2 separate regions of the Homo sapiens genome follow, and region 1 is linked to region 2. The links are chromatin loops, found by intact Hi-C in ENCODE. Cell type or tissue: IMR-90. All regions are shown on one strand. Links, peaks and the distances in the headings refer to the core of each region. The heading gives the core; the rest is flanking DNA.

Region 1 (4,397 bases), core at 264-4,263, 270 kb after region 2:
AAAGTAGAATAGTGATTACCAAGGCCTGGGGAAGGAAGGCAATGGGGAGTTGCCATTTAATAGGTACAGAGTTTCAATTTGGGATGATGAAAAATTTTGGGAGATAGATGGCGGTAATGTTTGTACAACAATGTGAATATAATTCATGTTACTGAATTGCATACTTAAAATAGTTAAAATGGTAAATTTTATGTATATTTTACCACAATAAATATTCATTAATTTAAAATGTGTCTTTAGGCCAGGCACAGTGGCTCACACCTGTAATCCCAGCACTTTGGGAGGCTGAGGCAGGAGGATCACTTGAGGTCAGAAGTACCAGACCAGCCTGGCCAACATGGTGAAACCCTGTTTCTACTAAAAATTCAAAAATTAGTCAGGCATTGTGACATGCGCCTGTAATCCCAGCTACACGGGAAGCTGAGGCAGGAGAATTGCTTGAACCCAGTAGGCGGAGGTTGCAGTGAGCCAAGATCATACCACTGCACTCCATCCCAAAAAATTTAAAAAATTTAAAAATTAAAATTAAAATAAGTAAAATGTATCTTTAATTAAAATACACTATTAATCAAAAATAATTTTATTCAAGTCAGCCCCACCTAGTGAGAGAATGTAGCTGAATGAGTAACAGGTAGGCTACCTGGCTCTTAGGAAGGAATAAGGCAACGAGAGAGAAGCCTCTGGATTCGCAGGTTACAAGCTGGGGAAGTGGGTGAGGGCAGAGGTGATTCTGCTTTGATGAACAGAAATTGGGGAGAAACACTATAAAAAGAGTTCAGGTCCTTGTCATAGACTGTGCTATCATAGTACATATCATTTCATCCTGTTAGCATGACAAATTGAATCTCAATACTCTTTCTCCAGTTTTCCTGGGAGATAAAATATGCTAACCTATCCAAAAAAAATACTCTCCAGGAAAATCCACTAACACCGAGTCCCCCATAAACCACATCCAATGCAAAGGGAAGCATGAAAAAACCCGTAACAGCCTTCTACCCAAGGACTAGGGTGGGCAAACAGAAGCTGGCCAATCTCTCCTTTGTTGATAACCCAATAAACACCCTTCTTATCCTTTTAAAACTGGTATTCAGTTTAGGAAGAGATCATTTGGGTTGAAGCTTGCAGATGGGCCAGAGGAGGACTGAAATGGGCTGTGTGAATTTTTACAGTAGACCTGCATGGATGTCTTTGGGGCTTCCCTCATTCTTGGAGCACCAAAATATTTGCAACTTTTTTAAAAATTAGAAAAAGCTGCCTTATTTATTCTCGATGCATTTTTCCAGGAAGTTTCCAAAGCAGTCTTCCATTCATTCATTTATGTAATAAATATTTACCGAGTGCCTGTGGGCATTAGACTCTGTGCTAAGCACTGGGCAATAGTGAGCAAGCCAGCTCAGGTCCTTGCCCTTGTGTTGATTACAATCTAAGAGTGCTCAAAATCTCTAATCCTCCGAATCATTGGCCTTGAAGCTCCCCAATGGATTCTCAGTATTCATCTAAAGCATTAGAGTGTGGTGGTACAGGTATGGGATTTAGAGCAAATAAGACCTGAGTTCAAACCCCAGCACTCTCTTCCCAGCTGTGCTACCTTGAAAAAATGTTTTAACCTCTTGAGTTTTAGTTTGTTGTCTGTGAAGTGTGACTGATAATCTCATCTGCTACACGGGGTTGTTGGAAGAACTGAATGAGGTAATATATGCAGAGTATTTCCAATATCTCCTGGCCAGGTGTGGTGGCTCACTCCTGTAATCCCAGCATTTTGGGAGGTCACTTGAGCCCAGGAATTGGAGACCAGCCTGGGCAATATGGCAAAACCCCATCTCTACCAAAAATACAAAAATTAGTCAGGTGTGGTGGCTCATCCTTGTAGTCCCAGCTACTTAGGAGGCTGAAGTGGAAGGATCATCTGAACCTGGGGAGGCTGAGGTTGTAGCGAGCTATGACTGTGCCACTGCACTCCAGCCTGGGCAGCAGAGTGAGACCCTGTCTCAAAAAAAAAAAAAAAGAAGAAGAATTTTGATGCTGCAACTTTCTTCAGAAGAAGCAAGGCCTGATAGGAGACACAGACTTAGGTGTCAGGGAGTCCAGGGTTTGGTCTCCATCCACATCTTCAAAGGTGTCACAAATTTACCACCTCAGTCTTACCAGACATTAAATGGTAATAACACCCACTGCCTCCTTGCTCTGTTGTAAGGATATTTTAATTACTTCTTGCAGAGCACTTTGAAGCTGAAAGTGCTGAGTAAGTATCCCAAAATAAAAATAAAAAAGTGCATCACTTGTTAGAAAAACACCAAACTGGTGCCTGTCCCTTTGTCATTAGAGATGTGGCCCCCACAACACCAGCTTCTTTTCTTTGACCCACACCAAGTGAGATCAGTTTAAATAACACCACGTGTTATTTCATGTGCATTCCTAAGATGCCAGTGGCCACATCCCAAGGAGTATAGCATTAGTCAGGGTGCTCCAGAGAAGCAGAATGAACAGGATGCTATATATGGACAGAAAGATTTGTTTTAAGGAACTGGCTCATGCAGTTGTGGAGGTACAGCGAGCCCACAATCTGATGATATAGGCCAGCAGGCTGGAGACTCTGAGAAGAGTTGTGGTTCAAGTCCAAAGGCAGTTCACTGGCAGAATTCCCTCTTCTTCTGGGGACATGCCTTTTTCTCTGAAGGCCTTCCACTGATTGCATGAGGCCTACCCACATCATGCAAGGTAATCTGCATTATGCAATCTACTGATTCAAATGGTAGTCTCATCTCAACAACAACAAGAAAAAAGACCTTCATTGAAACATCTAAAATAATGTTTGACCAAAGATCTAGGTATCATGGCCTCGCTAGACCATAAGATCAACCATCACAACTGCATGTTCTCAGACGTGTTGCCAGAACCTGCCTTGGAGGGTCACCATCTTTGCTGCTAGGTCCACCTCTGGGGCCCTGGGTTGCTTGCTCCCACTAGCCATCCACATTGGTGCCTCATGCCTTCGGGAGTTTCTTGCCCTATGTTATCGCCTACCCACAGCCTGCCTGTGCGTGGAGAAGAGCCTGCTCTGGCCCAGCCTCCTGATCTTCTCCCTCCCCAGAGAAGATAGGATGAGTGGAAGACCAGACCAGCTTCCTCCATTTGTTCCCCAAAAACAGTTGGTCTCAAAATGTAGTCCCCAGTCCATCAGCAATCACTTCACCTGGGAACTTGTTAGAAAGGCAAATTCAGGGGCCTCTCCTCAGCCCTACTGAGTCAGACACACTGGAGTTGGACCTCACAATCTGGTTTTAATAAGCCCTCCAAGAGACTCTGATACACACTCGAGTTTGAGGACCACTGGCTTAAGAGAAGTACAAAAAATGCTGCCTGAAAGCAACTTCTAGGAAACTAGTTTTCTTTCTTTCTTTCTTTCTTTTTTTTTCAGAGTCTCATTCTGTCACCCTGTCTGGAGTGCAATGGCACAATCTTGGCTCACTAACCTCCGCCTCCTGGGTTCCAGCAAGTACTTCCGGCTAATTTTTTGTATTTTTTAGTAGAGATGAGGTTTCACCATGTTGGCCAGGCTCATCTCGAATTCCTGACCTCAGGTGATTCGCCCGTCTTGGCCTCCCAAAGTGCTGGGATTACAGGCGTGAGCAACCGCGCCCAGCAGGAACCTAGTTTTATTATCTCCTTTCTCTATCTTTCTTTTCTCCTTTCTGTATCCTTTCTCTGTCTTTCTCCTTTCTACTATCTTGACACTATCTAGTGAACACCTTCCCTTTGCGAGATTTCAGGACTGGCTTCTCAGCACACAAGAGTTTCCTAAAGTGTGAATCGCACTATGGACTAGGCTCTTTTCTAAAGTGCTTTAATTACATTCAATTGATTTCATTTAAAATGATGTTTTTTCTAAGTTTGTGTGTTTATCCTTCTGAAGGGCATATGGCTTAAAACTACACTAAGACATTGGAACATCCCTATCAGTTCCTTTAATCCTCACAAAAATCCCATAAGCCAAGTACTAATACTATTGTCTTTATTTCACAGATCAGGAAACTGACATGCAAAGAAGTTAAGTCATTTGCCAAGGAATCTGATTCCAGAATAACATCTCTAACCATGATACTCTCTTGCATGGGACCCCTCTCTTCACTTCTGAGGTGTGTGTACCTTAGCCTTGAAGGCTGGTTAGACCTTACAGTGGACAAGATAGCCTCCATCCAATGTCACCCACATCTAACCTCGGGCCTCCACTAGCTTGTGGCTTGCTGGGTGTACCTGCTTCTAGAGCATTTCCCAAAGGGTCTGTGAATTCCCTCCAAGGTGTGTTGCCTGCATCAGTAAATCATGTAATTTGTTCAAACTCTTTCAGCAGCTCCTGCCTACAGTGACCAAGGTGGTCAAGGGGAGTGTGGAATTGC
Region 2 (4,397 bases), core at 154-4,153:
TGGTTGCTGATCTTTTTTTCCCAAGCCCAGGCAAACAATCCTCAATCAGAAAGCAAGTGATTTGTGCTTTAGAAATTCCAGAATCTGTGGGCCCTTAATCAAGGACTCTCTTTCTTTAGTCACTGCCAGCTGGATTTTAGCAAGCAGCATGAAGCCTATGGAATTTTATGTTTCCAGCAGACAGCAATGAGCCTCAAGACATTTTGGAATGCATCTCCCATTACATCTTCCATGAAATGACTCTCCCTAAAGGGAAGGCAAGAAATATTAAGACATTTTTCATTACTTACTCAGTTTTATTTAGGTGGACACAACAGTGAAGAACTCAAACATGGTTTGACCTTTATCTACAGACACAGCAGCCTGGATTTTCAGCCTTTCATTCCTTTTAAATGAAAGTCAGCAGGCTCAAAATGCAGAGCTTGGCTAAGTCACTTCTGTGGAAATATGAAATATAGTAGTGATAACCACCAAGGGCTTTCAAATTCTTGTGTTCTTCTAAGGATCCTTTCCTAACACCATGATTTGTTCTCATCTTTGTGGAAATGAAACCAAGATGGTCTTAATTTGTAAAGTCCTTTTTCCTCTGTTGGCAGTCTTCTTACAAAGGATGCAGCAAAAAGAACACATTTTTCTTTCAAAGTTTTGAAGAAATATAGTCATTAAAAAGAATTTAAATTATGCCTAAAGCACCACTTTACAGAATACCATTAAATTGTAATTACGTGCTTTTAAAAAGCCAACTTGTTAAAGAGGAGCTGATGGTTTCAGTTTTTGTAGGGAACACTTGTAACACTGCAGAATTCTACAAGGGCTTTCTCCTCTGGTGGGCAGGGAAAAAACCACTCAAGTCATGAGAAACTTTTATAGCTTTCAGGAACTTGAAGAACAACTGCTGATTAAATTTCATGCTTTAGTGACGAAGTATTTTTACAGCTAAAAAAGGAACCCAGAAACATAATACATTTCATTTAAAGCAGGCAGAAAAACCAACCACAAATTAATATCTATTGTATTCCACATGGCACTATATAATCGTTGTCAATCGTTTTAAATGGTTTCACTTTATTTGTGAAAAATAAAGCCAAAATGCCAACAACTTCCAAGAAGGAACCATTTCATCATCTCCATCCCCTCAGATAAAACCTCAATTACTGGTAATTGTACATTTCCATCAATATCCCTTTTAAAGAGGTTTATTCTGAGGAATTACTGAGACCAGGAGCTTTAAAAGCTTCAATTTCCCTAATCACTGAGAGGCAATCTTGAACTTCTATTGAACTTGGAAAGCGGTCAAGACTCACTCCATAATAAGAAGTTAAGGACTGTCACTACTTAAGGTGGAAACCTATTCATTTGCAGAAATAGTCCTCTTTCTACCAAGAGGCTAATGAGCCTCCCCTCCCCTTCCCCTCTCTAAAATAAAATCAGTTTGCCTTCTAAAATCAAATAACAGTTGCCAACAAATTAGGATTTATCCTAAGAGTTTGTCCATTCATTTCAACAAACATTTGAAGAATGCCTCATCTGGGCCAGTCTCTGTTTTAAGCACTTGCGATATAGCAGTGCATAAAAATTCTCACCCTTACAAACCTTTGATTGACCCAGGACTGACAGTAAGCAAAACAAACCAAACACGAGCACATTTTAAAAAGGTGTCTAAAAACCTGCCTGATAGCTGAGCTAATTCTCATAGGCACAAACTGCCCTGACCTGAGCTCACTCTTGGACAAGCAGTTCCCACAAATGAAACTAAACATGCAAACCAGACCCACTGTACAGGTGGAAGTTTCCAGCTTTCTCACAGTACAAGTTTAAGGTAGGACGCAGCATTTTATAGTGTTACGTCCTTCCTCCCCACATTCCTGTGAGGCGGAACAAGAACAATTACTTGACCCTGGAGGAAGACGACGCCTTGTGGTCAGGGAGAGAACAGCAGTTCATGCTGGCTGCCTCGTCTTTCCAGGCCTGCTGCTGCCCAGGCTTCTACTGACCTTGTTAGGTCTGATTCTAGAAAATGAAGGCAGGTACTCAAAAGGTACAGTTCACCCAGAAGAATGTAAATGTGACTGAGCTAAGCAAACGTACAGCTGAGTCTTAGTGTTGGGGGAAGTAGCTTTCATGAAGGCAAAGGGAGCCCCATTCTCGGCCGTATGGCTTGCTCTTCAGCCGTTGGAGTGCAGCTTTTTCAGAGGCGTGGACTAAAATGACCTCCTAAGGTGCACTGAAAATGTTGGCTGTAGATCTGAGGAGAGGGTCCATAGCTATAAAAATATTTGCAAGGGGATTGTAACCCCTCGAAGTTTAAGAACCTCTATGTTGGAAGTCTCTGCCTATCCCTTTGTAAAAGTGAAGATGTGTTGGAACGCTGCTTTCACAGTACTCTATGTCCCTCCCAGTTGCAACAATGTTGTTTCCAGCCTGGTTCAGCAGCTTGCTGGTGGTTTACTAGGCAGACATGAGCCAGAAACAAAATCAGCAACCCTGGAGTGGTCATTTAGGATCAGTTTTGTCTCCTTTTACAAAGCAATGAGTGCTTTATAAAAGCATTTCTCCTCAGGAAACTGGCTCCTCAAAAGTCGTTCTCCAAGCCAGCAGCTCACAGTAGATGGATGAGTTTACCTGTCCTAATAATACTTTTTATTATAATACTTTTATTACTGATACTTTATTATAATACTTTTATTACTGATACTGATACCTAGTAATACTTTTATTAGATGAAATGTATCCCCAGGCCTCCACATCAGCCTTCTGGGGCCCTGACAGTTGTTTACCAGTAGCTCCACAACCTCCACAGGCTTGTTCTCTCATCCCTGTGAGGGAAGGTTCAAAAGGCAACTGGATTCCTTACTATTCAAAATCACTGTGACTATTTCACACAAACTTCAACCTAGAGGATTTGCAGCTAAAGAACCTTAAGGTGGTCATCTGCCTCTGGGAAAAATGATTACTATATTCTCAAAACCAGCAGTTACAGGAACTATAGGAGAGAAAACAAAAACAATGTGCCCTCTCCCAAGAACACAGAGCATTTGCTAGGAGTTTTCTGGCATAGCCTTTACTGTGGCTACGCTTTCTCCTCTTAGGCACCAGCCCATGTTTCTGCTGCCTTTTACTGGACTCTGAAGTCCTCAAGGATGGGACCTGCCTATGCATATCTGCACATCCAACTTGGTACTGGTGCCTGGGACATCACAGACCCTACTGGAGTTCAGAGAGTGGGAATGGCTTGGAGACTTCCTGGTGTCCTAAAATATCAATTTTTACCGTTTCAAAATAGAAATTAAGGATAGTCTACAGAAGATGAAGCTTTTTGTAAAAAAAAAATCATATCCTAGAAAATGTATCTCGTAAATCTTTTTAAATTTTCAAAAGAAACCAGTGTAGAAACTTGTGATGGAACATCTCAGATACGGCAATATAATAATTTTGCAAATTCCATTATTTAGGTTACTGCCATTTCTAAGTCACAGAATAATTCAACAGTAATAAATATCATGTAACAGAATAATTTAACGCACTGATTGCTACTTTGATATTTATCATCAGCTTTCCATTTCAGAAAACATCACAGAAGTACAAATAAAATCTGCTTTTCTGAATATTCCAAAAGGCAGACAGCAGCTTATATAATTTCCGTTCTTCAGAAAACAGTAATTAGATTATGTAAACAACTGTCCGTAAGAGCTAAAAGTAAACTTGGAGGTTCCTGAGGATTACTGAACTTATGCAACATGCTAACTTTCTAAGACTAAAACTGGGAAGTTCCACAGATGTTAAAGATTTTTGTGTGTGTGTGTAAAATGTGAACATAGGATCTATTTACATAGTTGGAATTGGGAACAGTTTTTAACATGTTCTGAATCAGCTTTAAATGTTTATGAAATAAGCTTACATTTGTCTTATCCAACCATTTATAATCTTTATTCTATAATTCTCCACCAGTGCTAGAATTTTCTTCCCAAATGGCCTCAATTCGGACACTGAATAAACGATAATGAATTTTTTAAAGCTGTGCTTAAATATAAACAAAATAAACCGCTAAGTTTTTCTGGCTCCAAGCACGCCATATGAAGCATGCCAATGTCACTTATGTGCCCTGATCACATTCAGGCAAAGTGTTCTTCACTTTAAATACTCCTGTGTTCCATTATTGTTTAAGTAAAATCCTATTTCAAATGCCTTTGATAACAGAGAAACCGCCTGTAGACAAACTCTTTGAAAGTGACTGAATTAATGTCTTCTGTGATGTCAGATTTCCCCACTGGGCTCTTTTGGAAGCATTCTTCCTGAATTGAAGTCACTGTGAATATCCTTTAGATTTCATCTTGTTAACTCAGTTTTCAGTCAGAGCAGCACTTGGGCCTGCTGCCCTTCAAGGCACAGTGCAACAA

Evidence for each region. A loop is a pair of places that touch in the nucleus more often than their neighbours do. Peaks named below come from ENCODE experiments on the same cell type or tissue, not always from the same donor. Only the 100,000 strongest peaks of a DNase experiment are listed, where the experiment ranks them.
Region 1: it touches region 2 in a loop (3-fold over the local background); 7 of 110 quality-filtered maps call a loop at or near these places.

What each region holds. Positions count from the first base shown.
Region 1 is chr11:93,906,978-93,911,374 of GRCh38, reverse strand. It overlaps the pseudogene LOC101060084. Among named protein-coding and RNA genes, the nearest start is that of VSTM5, 59 kb to the right of the region's middle. RefSeq lists a silencer at 2,893-3,078. In IMR-90, for the core only: no CTCF peak of the experiment used is centred there; a DNase peak (open chromatin) is centred at 2,454; H3K27ac peaks cover 750 bases.
Region 2 is chr11:94,181,475-94,185,871 of GRCh38, reverse strand. PANX1 (pannexin 1) reads right to left here. Exons shown (of 5, transcript NM_015368.4): 5 at 3,904-4,397. Among named protein-coding and RNA genes, the nearest start is that of PANX1, 55 kb to the right of the region's middle. In IMR-90, for the core only: a CTCF peak has its summit at 1,915; DNase peaks (open chromatin) are centred at 251, 1,891 and 3,771; H3K27ac peaks cover 141 bases.